2 separate regions of the Mus musculus genome follow, and region 2 is linked to region 1. Evidence: chromatin loops called from intact Hi-C (ENCODE). Cell type or tissue: heart. All regions are shown on one strand. Each heading gives the region's core, and the rest is flanking DNA. Links, peaks and the distances in the headings are about the cores only. Region 1 has its middle 55 kb from the start of Gm39449. Region 2 has its middle 19 kb from the start of Gm31559.

Evidence for each region. A loop is a pair of places that touch in the nucleus more often than their neighbours do. Peaks named below come from ENCODE experiments on the same cell type or tissue, not always from the same donor. Only the 100,000 strongest peaks of a DNase experiment are listed, where the experiment ranks them.
Region 2: a loop joins it to region 1, with 10 times the contacts of the local background. A loop is called at or near these places in 4 of 42 quality-filtered maps.

Annotation. Positions count from the first base shown.
Region 1 is chr9:116,465,809-116,474,149 of GRCm38, forward strand. No RefSeq gene overlaps it. Among named protein-coding and RNA genes, the nearest start is that of Gm39449, 55 kb to the right of the region's middle. In heart, for the core only: a CTCF peak has its summit at 7,254 (motif pointing left); a DNase peak (open chromatin) is centred at 3,283.
Region 2 is chr9:116,407,658-116,415,998 of GRCm38, forward strand. No RefSeq gene overlaps it. Among named protein-coding and RNA genes, the nearest start is that of Gm31559, 19 kb to the left of the region's middle. In heart, for the core only: no CTCF peak of the experiment used is centred there; DNase peaks (open chromatin) are centred at 664 and 3,674.

The sequences.
Region 1 (8,341 bases), core at 125-8,124:
TCACAGCAATCCACCTGCCTCAGCCTCCTGAGTGCCGGGATTAAAGACATGCACTATTACATCTCAAAAGATTTATCCTATTATAGAAAATGAAACCAGAGACTGTTTCCTTGTGATCTGGACTTTGGGTTGTTTCTCGGGTTGAAGTTACAGATATCACTTGAGCATTGTTTTTTTTTCATTGAACTCGTATTTTCTCTTGTGAAGGCACGCACAGAGGTCCATCCATCTTATGAATGGATACAACATACGTCTCATGGCATCTTTGCTAGCTTCTTTGTTCTGTTCATTGAGAGCTCTAAACTGGTTTCATCACGCAGTTGGCTCCCTCATCAATAAGCTGAAACAAAACTGTGGCATATGCTCAGCAACTATAATGAGCTGGTTGTTAAAAAAAAAAAAAACAATTTGAAAATTTAACTTTGGAAAGTCTACACCAGTGTTCTAGTTTGCTTCTCTGTTGCTGTGATAAACACCATACTCAGAAGCAACTTGAGGGAGAAAATAACTTATTCGACTTATACTTCCGCATTGTTGTTATACTTTCAAACCATGATTCGGGGAGGTTGGAGCAGGAACTCGAGGGAGGACGTTGGAGTCACGGACCTTGGAATACTATTGCTTCTTGCCTTGTTTTCTAGGGTTGCTCAGCTAACATTTGTACACAATGCAGGACGACCTGTCCAGAGAATGGTGTCACGGACAGCAAGCCAAGCTCTCCCCTAACAAGCAAGATAGTAGTCACCCATGGGTGTGGCCACAGGCCAGTCTGACTCAGCCAATCACTCAGTTGAGACTCCCTCTTCCCAAGAGACTCTTGACTGTGTCAAGGTGAAAATAAAAACTAGCCTGGACAGAAAGTATGTATCCCTTTGGGTGTCTCCTCAAACAACTGTGAAAACTGGGGACCTGGTTAGGATTAGTATAGAAAACATGCATACCCTCGACCGAGAGACACCAATACATGTTTAATGTCATCTTGACAAGAGGCTGAGGACCTTTATCCTAGAACACATACAACAAGCTTTTGCCCATATTTTTTTTTTTTTATTACCTCAGGCATGCCATTCTGAATGATAGACTCTTACCACTTTCTCATAGTCTTCTATGGAGCAATATATTCACTATATTCAGTCATTTTAGGTTTAATGATTTTTCTCCAACCTGCTCCTTTTAGATTCTTCTGGCCATTTATTTTTGCCCGTTCTCTCTCTCTCTCTCTCTCTCTCTCTCTCTCTCTCTCTCTCTCTCTCTCTCAACTTTTACTAGCCACTCTCTAAAACAGGAATCCGCTGCAGGATCTTTGATGCTTTGTCCACTACCTATAACATTAAAATTATGCCTGCCTATCTTTACCCTCTACTCTCCATTCTCATGATCTGACTTGTTACCAGATCACATTTTATATGTGTCTCAACAGGCCACAGCCTTCCATTCCTGTGTCCCTGAGAAGGAATTGTGCCTGAGAAGAAGATGGACTTGGGCAGCAGATGAGGTTGGGTCAGAGCACCAACTCTTCTGGGAAGGGACACTTTGTGAGGAAGTCCTCAGCCTTTTGAGACCCTGGTAATCTATCATTTCCTGATGATCCTTGTTACAGTGGAGATTAAGGCAGTGCCATAGATGGATTTCTGTTTGTTAAGGCTGTTATTTATCCAATTAACTCAACTCAGTAATGAAACAGGCACTCACTCTGCTTTGGTATACAAAGCCCTACAATTACCAAGTTAATGCCAGATAATTACCTATTAATCAAAGTCCCCTTGACTAACTTCAAGATGCATATAATCCATTTTAAAAACATCTCAGTGTAGAGTGATACTTTGTGGATGTCGCTTGGATAAGCTATCATACCGATGCAGGAATCATTCTGTACAAGAATCCTTACTCCAACCTTGCTCAGTCAGCAGGTCAGTGGGAACCCAGAAGCCAGAAGGGCATCATCACTAGTTGCTTAAGCTAGCCTGATGTCTACCAACACAAAATACTTTTCATTCAGGCCTGGCCTGGTGGCACAGCTTTGTGACCCCAGCTATCCAGGAGTCTGAGGCAAAAGGATGCTAAGTTCAAGGCCTGCCTGGAGTACAGGAAGAGAGTTCGAAGTTAGCCCAGAGACCCCTTGATTCAAAATAAAAAGAAGGCTAGTGGTGGAACTCTTGCTTGACATATGTGAGGGCCTGGATTCTATCTTCAATAATGTAAATCAAGAATAAAAATATCCATGGTGTGTTGCAGTGATTATTTCTGTCTTGGTATCATGATGCATGATCCTGGTTTTCTGGTGAGTTTCCCCCAATGGTCTCTGTCAATTGATATGAAGAGATAATATGGCTTAGGTAACTGTTTTGAAAGTATTCAGCTGGGGCCTTATAGTTTCAGAGGCTTAGTCCATTATCATCATGGCAAGAAACATGGCTGCATGCCTGGCACTGGTACATTAGCAAGTACTTCCATTCCCTGGTGACCAAACATTTAAATATATGAGGCCATCGTCATTCAGACCACCGCAGTCTCTTTTCAGGTATGCGGCCTGGCTGGTCCGAGTTCGAGCTTGTATTTCAGGGTTCTCTACTGAGCGGGAACTTAGGACCCTGCCACTTCCCTGATGAGATCTAGAGCCAGGCATCCCAACCTGCAGATGCCTCAGGAGAAGCTCCACATGTCATTCAGCACACAGCTCGGAGTGAGTTTTGCCTTGACACAGTTTCCTGGAAACAGGCACATTTCTAAATCTTTGATTAAATCGATCATGGCCTCTGGGATGGCTCGTGTGTCTGTAAAGATTATTAATAATTTCCAGTCGAGTGGCTTCCCATTGTTTTTTAGGATGAGATAAATAATTCAACAAAGCTGTGACATTTGCCCTGTTCCTCTGTGGGTTGGGAGTCGAGTGTGGGTTCACTGGAGAAGTGATGATTCATCCCCAAACTCCCTTGCTTCTGTCTCAGGGAAGGACTGTCACACGCATCCTCTCAATGTCTCCCTGCCCCAGGAGCTATCCCTCCATGACCAGTCAATCTCCTTTATCCTTGCACTTGCTTCAACCTTGGCTTTGACACAGAAAATCCCCCAAGATCTGGCTGGCACTGTGATGAGCTTTCCGCTTAACAATCAGCCCGAGACTGCCGGCTCACTCCCCTACTGTCAGCGGCTGAAGAACTGCCATCATTTTGCCCAGGTTTGAAGCATGACTGAGCTGCAATTGAGCCCTGCCTCTGCTCACAAATCTCTGGCAGCGTTTGGCAGGCGGAGCTGCTTTGAGGAATCAGAAGCAGGCTTTGTCCCACTTCTAGAACAATACAGACTTCCTCAGTGGCTGAAGCCACACCTGTGTGCTCAATTAGTGAAAGCAGAGCTTCTTGCCAGCTTCCTGAGTCCAAAAACTGCACTGTTATTCCATATGCTTTCTCCATTATCTTTTAAAGTAAGTAGAGGGAGACATGATTAGCCTTATAACAAGATTAAGAAATCAGCGCAAAGAGAGATTTGCACAGTTTAAGTTCGCTTAGGTCGATTGAAGGAAATCGTTGGCATACAAAGATCCTGCCCCTTGTCACCTGGCCCTTTTCCTTTCCTACACTCCTCAATTTCTGTCCATTATCAAAATGAATTTTATAATCTTGTGATTAGAGCACATATCTAATATGGTAGACATATGCAAAGGTTTAGAAATATTTTAAATCCTGCAGACTAAGAGGGAAAATAAACCATTCCGCCCACGTGGAAGGTGACAGTTATAATAGTTAAGCTCCACAAGTCGCATCAAGGCTTCCTGGTTTCCTGTATAAAAAGGAAGCAAGGAGTCTGGAGAGCTGGTTCAGAGGTTAAGAGCACGGGCTGCTCTTGCAGAGGACCTGAGTTTGGTTCCCAACACTCATGTTAAGTGATTCACAACTGCCTGTAATGCCAGCTCCAGAGAATCTAACTGCTGGCCTCCAGGACCATTCCATTCATGTGTACATGGGAACACACACCACACACATCACACACACACACACACACACACACACACACACACACACACACACACACACGAAATTTTAGAGTCATCCACCTGAATCAAAGGTTTCAATTTGCCCAAACTTCATTACTTTTCAGAAAATGAAAGTATGAATTTCTAGTCTAAATTCTAAACAAGTATTCTGCTGTGGTAATAATATTTTTAAAAAGTAGGAATGTGAACTTTTTCTTCTTTTTTTTTTCTTCAGAAAATAAAGGCATACACATAGTTTTTAATGCAGTAAAGAGTTGTCATGATTGGTATTAATTGTCAGCTTGACACAATCTAACATCATCTGGGAAGAGACTCTTAAAGGGGGATGAATTATCTAGATGAGGTTAGCCTGTGGCCAAGTGTGTGATGGTTTATTTTGATTACATTAATTGATATAGGAAGAGGAAATCCACTGTGGGTGGCACTATTCCCTGTGCTAGGGATCGTGGATCTGTAAAAGTGGGGGAACTAAGCTCAACACTTGAAGCATGCATAGGTTCCTCTCTGCTCTTGATTGAATTTAGCTGCCTCAAATTCCTGTCTTGATTTCCCACAGCAATGAAATACAGCCTGGAATTGAAAGCCAAATAAGCCTGTTCTTGAGTTGCCTTTGTCAGGGTATTTAATTATGGCAACAGAAAGGGAGGATAGCAGCCAGTCTCGTTTGATGCTGGAGTAATAACCCAGCACTTCAGCTGAGTCATGTGACCACCCTTTGCGACCACCCTTTGTTAAAGGGATTTCCAGAGAACAAAGGGGAACAAAGTACTGGAAGTGGAATGCTGAGGTTACACTGGCCATCCTGTGTCACCCTCATCAGAATGTGTCCCCAAGGTGCTGCAGCACAAGGAGCAAGAGCCTTGTATATCAACCCAGACCTGCCGGCCAACAGTAAGACGCAATACCACCACAGCCATGCACAGCCATGTCTGGTCCAGTAGGACACTTAAAATCACTCAGTTTGAGAGTGATTTATTGTGTTATTTTTTAAAATATTTATTTTTATGAGTGTGCGTGTGTGCCCGTATATATGTATCTATGTGTGTGCATGTATGTTCATATACATGTTGTTCATATGCATGTATGCATATGTATATGTGTATTTGTATGCATGCAAGCATGTATGCATGTATGTAAGTGTGCACATGTGTGCATGCATACATGTGTGCATGCATACATGTATGCATGTATGTTTGTATGCATGTGTGTGAATGTGAACATGTCTGTATGCATGTCTGTATGCATGTGTGCGTGTGTGCATGTGTGCATATATGCATGTGTGCATATGCATGTATGCATGTGTGCATGTGTGTATATCTGTGCATGTGTGTGCATATGTGCATGTATGTATGTATGATTGTGTGTGCATATATGCATGTGTGTGTGTGTGTGTGTGTGTGTATCTTTACCATACATGTGCAGATGCTCACAGAGTCCAGAGGCCATCAGTTGCTCTGGAGCTGGAGCTAAATGTGGTTGTGAGCCACGAAAGCGACCATCTTTAACTGCTGAGCCATTTCTCCAGCTCTGTGCTCCATTAAAAAAAAATCAATTAATCCGTAATTTGGGGGGAAAGTCTTTCACCTTTTTTAAGTATACTATATTATGAATTCTGAAAAAAATATAAGCATGTAGCCAACACCACAAGCACAACACAGAATGCTTCCTTGATTGCTCATTCCAACAGCTCCTCTGTCTCTGTCTCTGTCTCTGTCTCTGTCTCTCTCTCTCTCTCTCTCACACACACACACACACACACACACACACACACACACACACACACCCCTTCCCAGGCCCTGGCAGCCTCAGGGTTCATCTCTGACATCGCCATTTTGCCCTGTGTAAGGAGGCAGACAAGATGCACACTTTTGCACCCGCCTTTCCTTAAATGACCTGAACCCAACTCATATTGCTGTTTGCTGATAATTTGTTATTACTATCAAATTTATCCCACCATGTGGTTCGCTCCACCCCAATTTCCTTACAGCCCCTCCCCCTCACCTTGTGGATGTAGGGTCGCTTCTGATTTGGGCCAGGAGCAGAAACTTGTTGAGATGGTCTTCTTCTTTCTCACAAGGTATATGTGTGCGGTGAACTTTTGGTCAACTTGACAGAAGCCAGGGTCATCTGAGAAGGGGAAACTTCAGTTGCAAAAGTTCCCTCCATTGGATCTGACTTTAGGCAAGTCTGTGGGGGGCATTTTCTTGATAATGACTGATGTGCGAGGATCCAGCCTATTGTAGGCAGGCAGTGTCACCCCTCAGCAGGCAGCTGGTGATATTGTATCCATAGTCAGCAAGGGGAGAGAGGGAGAGAGAGAGAAACAGATACAGACAGAGAAAGAGACACAGAGAGACAGAGAGACACACAGAGAGAAAGAGACAGAAACAGAGAGGAACAGAGATAAAGAGACAGAGAGACAGAGACAGAGAGATGGAGAGAGACAGAGTGAGGAAGGGAAGGGGGAAGAGGAGAGAGATGGAGGGCAGAGGAAGGGGAAAGCTGGTGCTAACAGGCATTCACCTTTTTACACAGACCCCAGACATGGGATGGTGCCATTTAGATCCTTCTAGAATGAGTCTTTTCACCTCAATTAATTCAATTTAGAAATGGACTCACAGACATGCCCAGAGATTTGTCTCCCATGGGATTCAAGGTCCTGTCAGGGTGACAGTCAGTATTAAACTCCAGAGTAGGGAATTCCAGCATGGTTTGTGTGTTGGAATCTTCTCCAGGATTACTGTGTAGCCTTTCTGCATTCTAGGTACAGAGCAGGGTCTCTCTCGAGTGGGAACTTATTATGGCCATTTTTGGATACAGGTAGGCCATAGAATTTCTTTATGGATGACTACTAGTAAGAATGGAAAGCAAAGGTGAAATTGATATCTTTTTAGAATGCCCAGTGCTACTTTCTATTGTCTCCCACAGTGCAATAAAATGTATCTGCTCTTTGATACATAGTGACTGCCTGGGCTAACAGGCAATTGCTCTTTACCTTTCCCCCCTCTCATTTCATCTTCATAGCTGTCACCAGGGTTTCCTGCCTTATCCACTGACTGCAAGTGCTTTAAACATCAGCCTGAGCTACTTCATTAGTTATGTTTTCTCCCAGCCAGAATCAGATCCTCAGGGCTGGAGAGATGGCTCAGCAGTTAAGAACACCTGACGGTCTTGCAGAAGACCCAGGTTTGGTTCCCAGCACCTGCAGATAGATGGCAGCTCATAACCATCTGTGACTCGAGTTCCTGGGATCTGGCGCCCTCTTCTGGCCTTCTGGGCACCAGGCCCTCGGCACACTGTAGTATGCATAAATGCATACAGGTGAAGCATCCATGTGCAAAAGGGGGGTTGATTTAACAAACAAACAAACAACAACAACAACCAAAAAAACCAGACTTCTAGTACCAGGTACAAGTGAACTACTCTGTATTCCAGAAATGAGTTTCTTCAGTAAGGAGATTTCAGAAATGTGTTCTTCTCATTTAAAACTGTTTCAAAGGTAAAGCAGGTCGGTGGCCTTCCAGGAGCTTCCCTGAGAGATGAAATGTCTTAAATGAAATCTGCGTTTTCTAACTGCCTCACACCATTTAGCATAATCCATCTTAATTACTGTCAATCCTAAAGGAGAGAAAACTAAGGGAATACAAAATTGGATTTTATGTATTGCTGATTGGTGGCTGGTTTAATGGCTGCCCACATCAAGTTCAAAGGCATTGGATAAGCAGTTGCAAAGCCCTGGCTTCTGGAGGCTGGCTCAGACCTAGGACCAATTTACTTTTTAATGATTTTTGTGGGGGGTCGCGATGGGGGTCCATAGACACAGATCAAACCTTCCTCCAATATCCTATGATTTTTATCTCAGTCATATTTATCAGCATCATTTGTAGGGATGTCTGCTCCAAGGAAGCAAATGCTGCCACTCAGTTAACAAAGGACCGAAACTAAGTTTCAACTTTATGCTCCTCTTGTGAGCCATGGAGGAACTCACCTCCCCAGAGAGGAAAGGGAGAAAAGAGGAGTGTGTGCCGCTGAGAAGTCAGATTGTCCCAAAGTGGGAACAACGATGTTCACTGGAGCCACACTGGCTACCGGGAGAGGAGGGTTCCCTGTGCTTGGCCATGGTCTGCCTGCCCGGGATGCTGATGCAGCAGTTCTCGTGCATGGAATGTTGAGCGGACCCTAGTGGGACTTCCTTGTTAGCATTCTAAAAGGAACTCTCTTCTCTCCAGGTACTATTACAGTTCTCTCTCTCTCTCTCTCTCTCTCTCTCTCTCTCTCTCTCTCTCTCTCTACACACACACACACACACACACACACACACACACACACTTTATGGGAGACTACAGG
Region 2 (8,341 bases), core at 208-8,207, 58 kb before region 1:
TTATCTTCTAGCTGGCATTACCATAGCCACTCTTTGAACATAGCATCGCATCCTTCCTGGCTCCCGGGTTTATCCATTTTTATTAAAGTTATTGAACCTTGCAATTTAAAGCAGCTTTGAGTGTTAAATTCAATTCACTTATCCTAATGAATTCCTTCCTATATGACAAATATTGGGTGTAGCTGTCACTAAAATAAGCAATGGCTACCAGAGACTGTCACGTTGACTTCTTCTGAACTTTGATTTATTCATTAAATGCTTATTGTAGTCTTAATACATGCCAAGTCTGGTTTTGTTTATTTTGCTTTTTTAAAAAAAATTTAAAACCAATGAAGAGCGTGAACTATTTGGCATCTGTCAAGTTGCTTTGCTCCTTCAAGAGGCTATTATTGGACTCTGGTACGTGATAATTTTAAAGCACAAATGACCTATTTTTGTCTGCTTTTATTTCTCCTTGTTCAAGTGGCACCATTAATTGAGTTGGGATACAAGGTCAAAATGGGATTTTTAAAGGTTTAAGTAAATAAAGGTTAAACAGAGGAAGCCACAAACAAAACCTTTTCTCTAAATATCCCTGTGACATGAATCAATGTACCAGAGCACCGAATACACCAAGGCTTTGTAGAGTTTCTATCCAGCATAGCCTGCCAGAACACTGAGTTCCCACAAAGGGTAGGGGTGGACTCTGCAAAGAGCAGTGTGTTCTAGTTTCATTTCTGTTGTTGTGATAAGATAGCCTAACAGAAAGCAGCTTAGGGTAAGGACGGTTCATATGGGCTACAATTCCAGGTGATAGTCCACCACTGAGAGGAAGGCAGGGATTCAGAAAAAGCTGCTCACTTCACATCCATGGTCAAAAGCAGAGAGGAATACATACATGTAAGCTTTTGTCTAGTTTTCTCCTCTTTCTATAGTTTCTATAGTTCCCCTGAACTATATAATTGTAGTTCAGGACCCCTTACTAGGGGATGGTACCACCCACAGTGGGCTAGATTTTTCTACATCAATTAAAAACAAAGACAACCCATGGGCCAAACTTATAAAGATAATTCTTTAAAACTCTCTTTCAGGTGGTTCTAAATGGCATCAGTTAAAACTAACCAGTGCAGGTAGGAAGAAGGACATGAGCCCTCCTCTGCTTCTTAGCTTGTACTTGAGGAGAAAGGATGGCGTTCCCTCACCTTTCCAATACAGGACAACAGATCCTAGTTTGCCACATACACAGCTCATCAGCTGCCCGCCTCAGGAACCAATCAGAACACATCCTCTCGCCATAAGGCTTCTGCAAAGAATTAAGCTACATTTGCTAATTTGGTTGCCAAGAAAATCATATCTGAGTTTTACTAAGCTCTGACTGATAAGGGGTAGTTTCTGAAGTTTTGGATTTAGGTAGACAAATATAGTACTGATAGTACTAGTGTTGTTATGACTTTGTCAGAGATATTTTTATGTCACAAGGATACTTAGACTACTTTAAAAAAAATGTTGGATTTCTGGGGGAGAGATGGCTCAGCAGTTAAGAGCACTGGCTGTTCTTCCAGAGGTACCAGCTTCAATTCAAACACAGCATTGCAGCTTACAACTGTCTGTAACTCCATTCCAGAGGATCTGACCCTTTGCACCAATGCACATAAAATAAATGTTAAAAAGTTATAAGATTCTAAGCGGTGCCTCATGATCCTGTCACTTAAGCCCTGAACATATGCACATAGAAGCATGTGTATATATATGTCCATGTCTTGCCTTCCTTTCTCTTGACACCCCCAGCCTTTATGTGAGCTCTCCCCAAAGAGATGTGAGCAAATATCTACTCGATATTCATAGAACATCCACCTTAGAAGGGAGCAAATGAGTCTACCAAAATGAGGTCTGGTGAACCGCTGCCTGCCTCTCCCCCCTCCCCCCTCCCCCCTCCCCCTCCTCCCTCTCCCCTCTCCCTCTCTCCCTCTCTCCCCCTCCCTCTCCCTCTCCCTCTCTCTCTCTCTCTCTGTGTGTGTTTGTGTTTGTGTGTGTGTGTGTGTGTGTGTGTGTGTGTGTGTGTGTGTGTGTGTGCAGTTACCCATGGAGACCAGAAGAGGGTGATAGAAAGCCTAGAACTGGAGTTACAGGCAGCCGTGAGCAGTCTGACCCAGGACCTGATCCCAGGTCCTCTGGAAATGCACAAGTGTTCTTTTACCCCTGACTTACCTGACTAGCCACATTCAATGAGTTTAACTAAATTACTGACATGAGTATGTACAACTTATAGGGTAATGTATTCATGAAGAAACGTTTTTTTCCCAAAGCAACTGTTAACTGTCTGTAAATCTTTGGGTGAAGGGCACAGCCTTGTACAGCCCTCCTTCTCCACCTCCATTGTAAATCCTTAGTGGTCCCAATCTTGCATGAGTCTGATGTGGGTAACCACAGTGGCTGACATTTCAAGAAGGTAGCAACTGTGTTATGTCCAGAGGACAATCTCTCCACAGTAGCCAATATCACTATATTAGTGATATCACAATCTATTAGTGTCCCATCAAACCCCTCATGCCTTGAGTCCCGCCCAATATGGATATTTGAAACACAAAAGTCTTATCCATTTCTCACAGGAATAGACTTCAGTAAAGCTATCTTTTCCACCATCTCCTGCCTCCTAGGTTTTGGATGGCTTAATGAGCAATATGTAGCATATAGATTCTGGGGAGACAGTTACTCTCAGGTTGGTTGGAGAGTGATCACCTGGGAATTTGACTAAAAGAGTAAATGGGAATTTTATTTAAAGAGTAAAGGGTTGGAAGGCATTGAGTAGTGCTTGAGAATTTACCTGTCTGTGCTCATAAGTGATCACGGACTCTCCTGAATAGCCAGCCGGCCATACTCAGTCCTGAGGTTATAAGACTTGCTAGTGTATGTTCTCATGGCTTTCTGAATATTTATTTGATATTCCGTGTTTTCTCTGGTCACTCTAGACTAAGATGCTGATGAGATTTGTCAAGGTTGATTTGACTGGCCGTGACATTTGGAGGTGGTGTCATTTTGCTTGCCAAGCCGGCTCTATGCATGCGATGACATCATCAGCATAAAAGCCACCATGTCCCCACCAAGCTTGAAAGCACAAGGCTTCTCTTCTAGCTCAAACAATCAGTGCAAGTTTCATCGCAACCCTCTTGTCATCGCATGGCCTGATGGGTTTCCCTGGTGTGGGATTTCAACAAGAATAAAAACTGTCTAGGGTCTGGAGAGATCAAACAGTGGTTAAGAGCACTGGCTTCTCTTGCAGTGGACCTAGGTTCAATTCCAAGCATCCACTTGGCAGCTCAAAGCCACCTGGGTCTCTGTCTCCAGGGGTTCAAGACTCCTCTGGCCTCTCCAGGCACTGCCTGCATGTGGTGAATGTATACACCTGTAGGCAAGACACTCACACACATAACATAGAAATAAATAAATATTTAAGTAAAAAAAGAATACAAGGCTGTAGGGGTTTAATGCAGAGGCACGAGAGTCCCAGGGAATGGCTATGTTGGCAGCTGTCCCTTAGGGAAGCTGGAGACCACAATAGAGGCTCTCAACAGCACTGTGCATGCTATTTCCAGCCTAGCTCACGGTGGCCTGATTAGGCACACGGCCTTTACATTTCCTATCCATGGAAACATCTGTGCAACTGGAAGATGATTATCAAGCCAATAAGTCATTGTCACAGTTAGTGGTCCCAGGTGGCCTTTCCTAAGCCCTCCCCTAGGGCTTTACTTTCCCAAAGCACTTTGGGAAACATCTGGCCGATCCAACACACCCTCTTGGTCGAATTCACAGCCAGGCCTCCCTGCCTGCAGTCCTTTTGAAAGAAACACGGCGGCACTGAAAGAAACATAGCCACTCCTCTGGTTACTCCCCGGACATCTTGTTTCTTTTGGTGGCTCCTCCAATTCTTCCTCAACTCACCTTGTCTCAGATGAAAACAACTCACCTGGACCACAAAACAGGACGCAGATCCACAAGTGGCAACAAGAGAAAGCTAGAGATGTAACAGATGAGAATTGAAAGGTATTATTATCCTAGTTTAATTTCCTGTTGCTGTGCCAAAACACTGAGCACAGCAACTTGGGGAGGGATGGATTTGTTTGGCTGACATGTCCAAATCACTGACCATCACTAAAAAACTGTCAGGGCAGGAAGTGAGGCAGGAGCAGAGGCAGGAAACATGGAGGAATGCTGTTGGTTGGCTTGTTCTCACGGCTTGTTCGCCTTGCTTTCTTAGAAAGCCACCAGCCCAGTAGTGACACCACCCATAGTGGTCCTCACACATCCATCATTAATGCTCACCGCATGGCCTCAGGCTAGTCTGATGGAGGCATCACACTGCCTCAGGCCAGTCTGATGGAGGTAGTTCCTCAACTGAAATTCCTTCCTCCCAGACACTTCTAGCTGTGTGACATGCTAACAAAACCCCACACATGCACAGCCACCCACCATACTCCTTCAGTCCAGGTGCAGTCGAGAGACAGATTTCCGTTGTCACAGCCTCAGTGGCACCATGCCCTGCCCTACTCCACATGGGCCCAGATGCCTCTATATGCTGAGCTCTGGTCCTACCAATATCCCGATGGTATTGCTCAGGGTCTCCTGAGATCAGTGGTTTGAGTTCCTTCCTTCTCAGGACATCCGGTTCCCCGCCTGCTCTGGCCACTCTCTTCATTGCACCCATGGTCTAAGTCCGGTTAACCCAGATGACAGCTAACCCTGGAGTCTGATACCCGTGTGCTCATGCTGCTCCCTTCATGTGAACCGCTCCTCATCTCCCCATGTCCCTACGAATGAAAAGTCTGACCCGGTGTGGTGGTCAACCTATCATCTCAACACTCAGGAGGATTGTGAGTTTGAGGCCAGGCAGGGCTACAAAGCAGGGCCGACCTTTCTTATTTTTGCATGTTGTATGTATATATGTGCATGTGTGTGCATGTATGTGTGTGTAAACCTGAAGTTGACATCAGTTGTTTTTCTCAGTTGCACTCTACTTTATTTTCTGGGGCAGGGACCTGGAGCTTATAGATTGAGCAAGTCTAGCTAAGGACCTTGCCCTAGGGGTCCTTGCCTCTGCCTCGTGTATCTCACATTGCGTAGGCTGGCCTTGAACTCATTTTGCTGCTCAGACAGGCCTTGAATCCTCCTACCCTAACTACCAGAGTATTAGGAATTACAAGCCTGAGACACCAAGCCCAGCTTCTCTCTATTTGTAGATGTCACCTAGCTCTGAGTGGAATAAACTTGAAACGTTTGGTAGGATTTTGGATTGTTGAGACAGCAAATACCAAGCATTAGCTGCTACGCCTGTGACCCGGGTGGGCCGGCATTTGATAATGAGTGACAGGCATGCTTTACTTCAGAGTATCTTTAATGCCACCTTTATCATATATCCCCCTCATTACATGTAATGCCATACTTTATTGTCGTTTCCCATAAAAGTATTTAATGCTGTGTTTCATTATCTATGTCCATAAGCAGACCCCCAGGGGATCTAATTCTTCAAGCCCAATGCTCAATCTTGTTAATGATTGTTACAATGCAACTATTGTCACTTTTGAGACAAAGTCTCACTGTGTGTCTGAGGTTGCTCACGGTGCGTCTGAGTTCGGCCTGTAGCTCACTGTGTGGCCCAGACTGGCCTTTGGCTCGCTGCCTCTGCCTGCCTCAGCCTCCCCAGTTCTGGGGTTGGTTATGGGTACACCCCATCACACTGTCCTTCCAGTCTACATGTTTAATAAAGGCAAACAATAGACACTTACATGTGCTGTCTCTATGCCAGAAAAATAGACTCACCCATGAATTCTCCAGGCTCAAATCCTTTGCCAGAATCTGGCTTAAGAACAAGAAGCGAACACGACTTTTATATGGGGGTCTTCTCTTCATGTCTCTGACTGAGGTTTGGCTGTTTTATGTCCCTCCCCTTTTCCCTAAGTTTTCAGAAGTACATATAAGTTGGACACCCTTTTCAAACAAATTTCTAGAAATTTCCAGAGCCACATGAGTTTCAATTTAATTTGGACCCCCACTTCCTGCCTCATAGCTCTTACTCCCTACCTATACTTCCCAGCAGGAAAAAGCCCTGCTTTACCTTGCCATGGAAGGGCTATGCTTTATCAAGCCACACCAAAGAGACCTGCTCTGTCTCCACGTCTCCGAGGAAAGTTTTGTTCACTTCTCCTTAAATACTCTGTGAACGGAGTCAACTCTGAAGGCAACCTTAGTGCAGTGGGTGTGAGTTTGGCTCCGTCCCTTGTGTTTCAGCTTAAAATGAAGCTCTGTACGTTTGCTCTGTCCTGAGCACCTCAGACTCTTGGCTTCCACATTCCATCTCTTGCTGCTCTGTAAGGACCGGAGGGCTCACGATCAGAAACAGTCCACCTTGTTGTTGAGACAGGGACTGACTAGCATGAACTTGATGAGGAGGTTAGATAGGCTGGCCAGTGAGACCCAGACATTCTCCTGTCTTTATGTCTCCAGGGCTGGGATTATAGGGTTCCATCATGGGGGGGGGGGTTTCATCATGTGGGTCTTCCTTTTTATGTGGGTTTGTAGGTTCAAACAGGAGTCCTCATTGTAAGTCCAGTTCTTTACTTACTGGGATATCTCAGTCCCTCTATCACAGACTTCTTTTAAGACCTGGGGCAGGTCACTTAAGGCCCAGATTCTTCATGTAATCAGTTGTACTTAGAAAAAAGGCAATTCATAATGCCTGCTCTCATATACCACATAGTGCTATGTTGGTATAAAGATGCAAAGAAATAACAATAAAAACCTGACTATGACTACACAAATATGCTGTATGGTCAAAGAGACGGCTCAGCTGTTAAGAGCATATGCTGCCTTTGTAGAGGACCCAGGTTCAGTTCCCAGCGCCTACTTGGCTGCTCACCGCCATCTGCAATTCTGGCCACAGGGTATCTCTTCTGACCACCATGGCAGCAGGCACACACATGGCTCATATACATATATGAAGACAAAATACTCACACACATAACATAGCGGTTTAACACAGCTTTTTAGTGAATTGGGTTAGAATAACTCAGCGTTGAGATCAGCCTAGAAACTCCTCTGCTATACAGAGGAGATGAAATTCTCTGAGCACAAACATAGCAAAAGACCTCTGCCTTGCTCTACAGGAGGGTCTCAACCTTCCTAATACTGTGACCCTTTAATACAGTTCCACATGTTGTGGTGACCCCAACCACAAAATTACTTTCACGGCTACTTTATAACTGTAATTTGGCTACTGTTGTGAATCTTAACACAAATATCTGTGTTTTCTGATGATCTTAGGTGACCCTGTGAAAAGGTCTTTCAGCCCCCAAGGGGTCACAACTCACAGGTTGAGAAATGCAATACTAAATAAAAGCAGACATTCTTTACCTCAGCCCTTCTGGGGCATCTTCTGGGGAATATTGTCAAGACCCAAACTCCAGTCCAAGTAACTCTCAGGACAATTGGGAGGGGAGGAACCCTGAATTTCTATGAACCTCGTTGACATTTAGAAGCTGTTAAGGGACACAGGAGACACATTCACGAAAAGGAATTCCATGCTAGTGCCAGCAGTGGGGGTGGCTTTCTCTCTTCCTGATTTCAGTGACCGTGCAGCTTACTCTAGGCAGAGGAAAGGCTGGAAATCCCCACCCAGGCTTACTAGAGTCCATATTCCTTTTCTACTTGCTCAGTGTACCTCCGAGACATGTTCCTAACCTCTCTCCACCTCTTATTTAAAGTGCTTGATAAGTGACAAAAACTGTCTTAAATGATGTCACATGTGTCCCTTCTAAACTCTTATCTGTGTTTCTAGGCACAAGTTGTCCACTCAGCATCTCTCTCCTGTGTCCTCCAGTGGTAAAGTCTTCACAAACAGAGACTATATTCAGAGAGTGAGTTTCTTCTGAAGGGAACCTGGCATTGCTTATCTCAAAGATAACTGTTTGCTTTGCCTTTTGATCAATATGACAGTAATCCCTGGGGGTGGGGGTGGGGTGGACATATTCAACATAATGACAGAATAAAAGTGGGAAAGAGTTAGCATGTGGCCATGAATCTTGGAGAGAGGTTGGTGAGACTGCTCACTTCAGGTATACACGGTCAGTGTCCTGTTAGGGTCTTGTCATCTTGACCCAAGCCAGGGTCATCCAGAAAGAACCTAGAGTGAAAAGGTACCCCTGTAGACCGATCTTCAGGCTAGTCTGTTGGCATTTTTTTGATTAAGGTTGATGTGGGCGTGTCCACCAGGCTGAGGGTGGTGCACCCAGATCCTGTGGTCTTGAGTTGTATTTGAGAGCAGGCTGAGCAAGTCACAAGGAGCCAGCCAGTAAACACCGTTCCTCTGTGG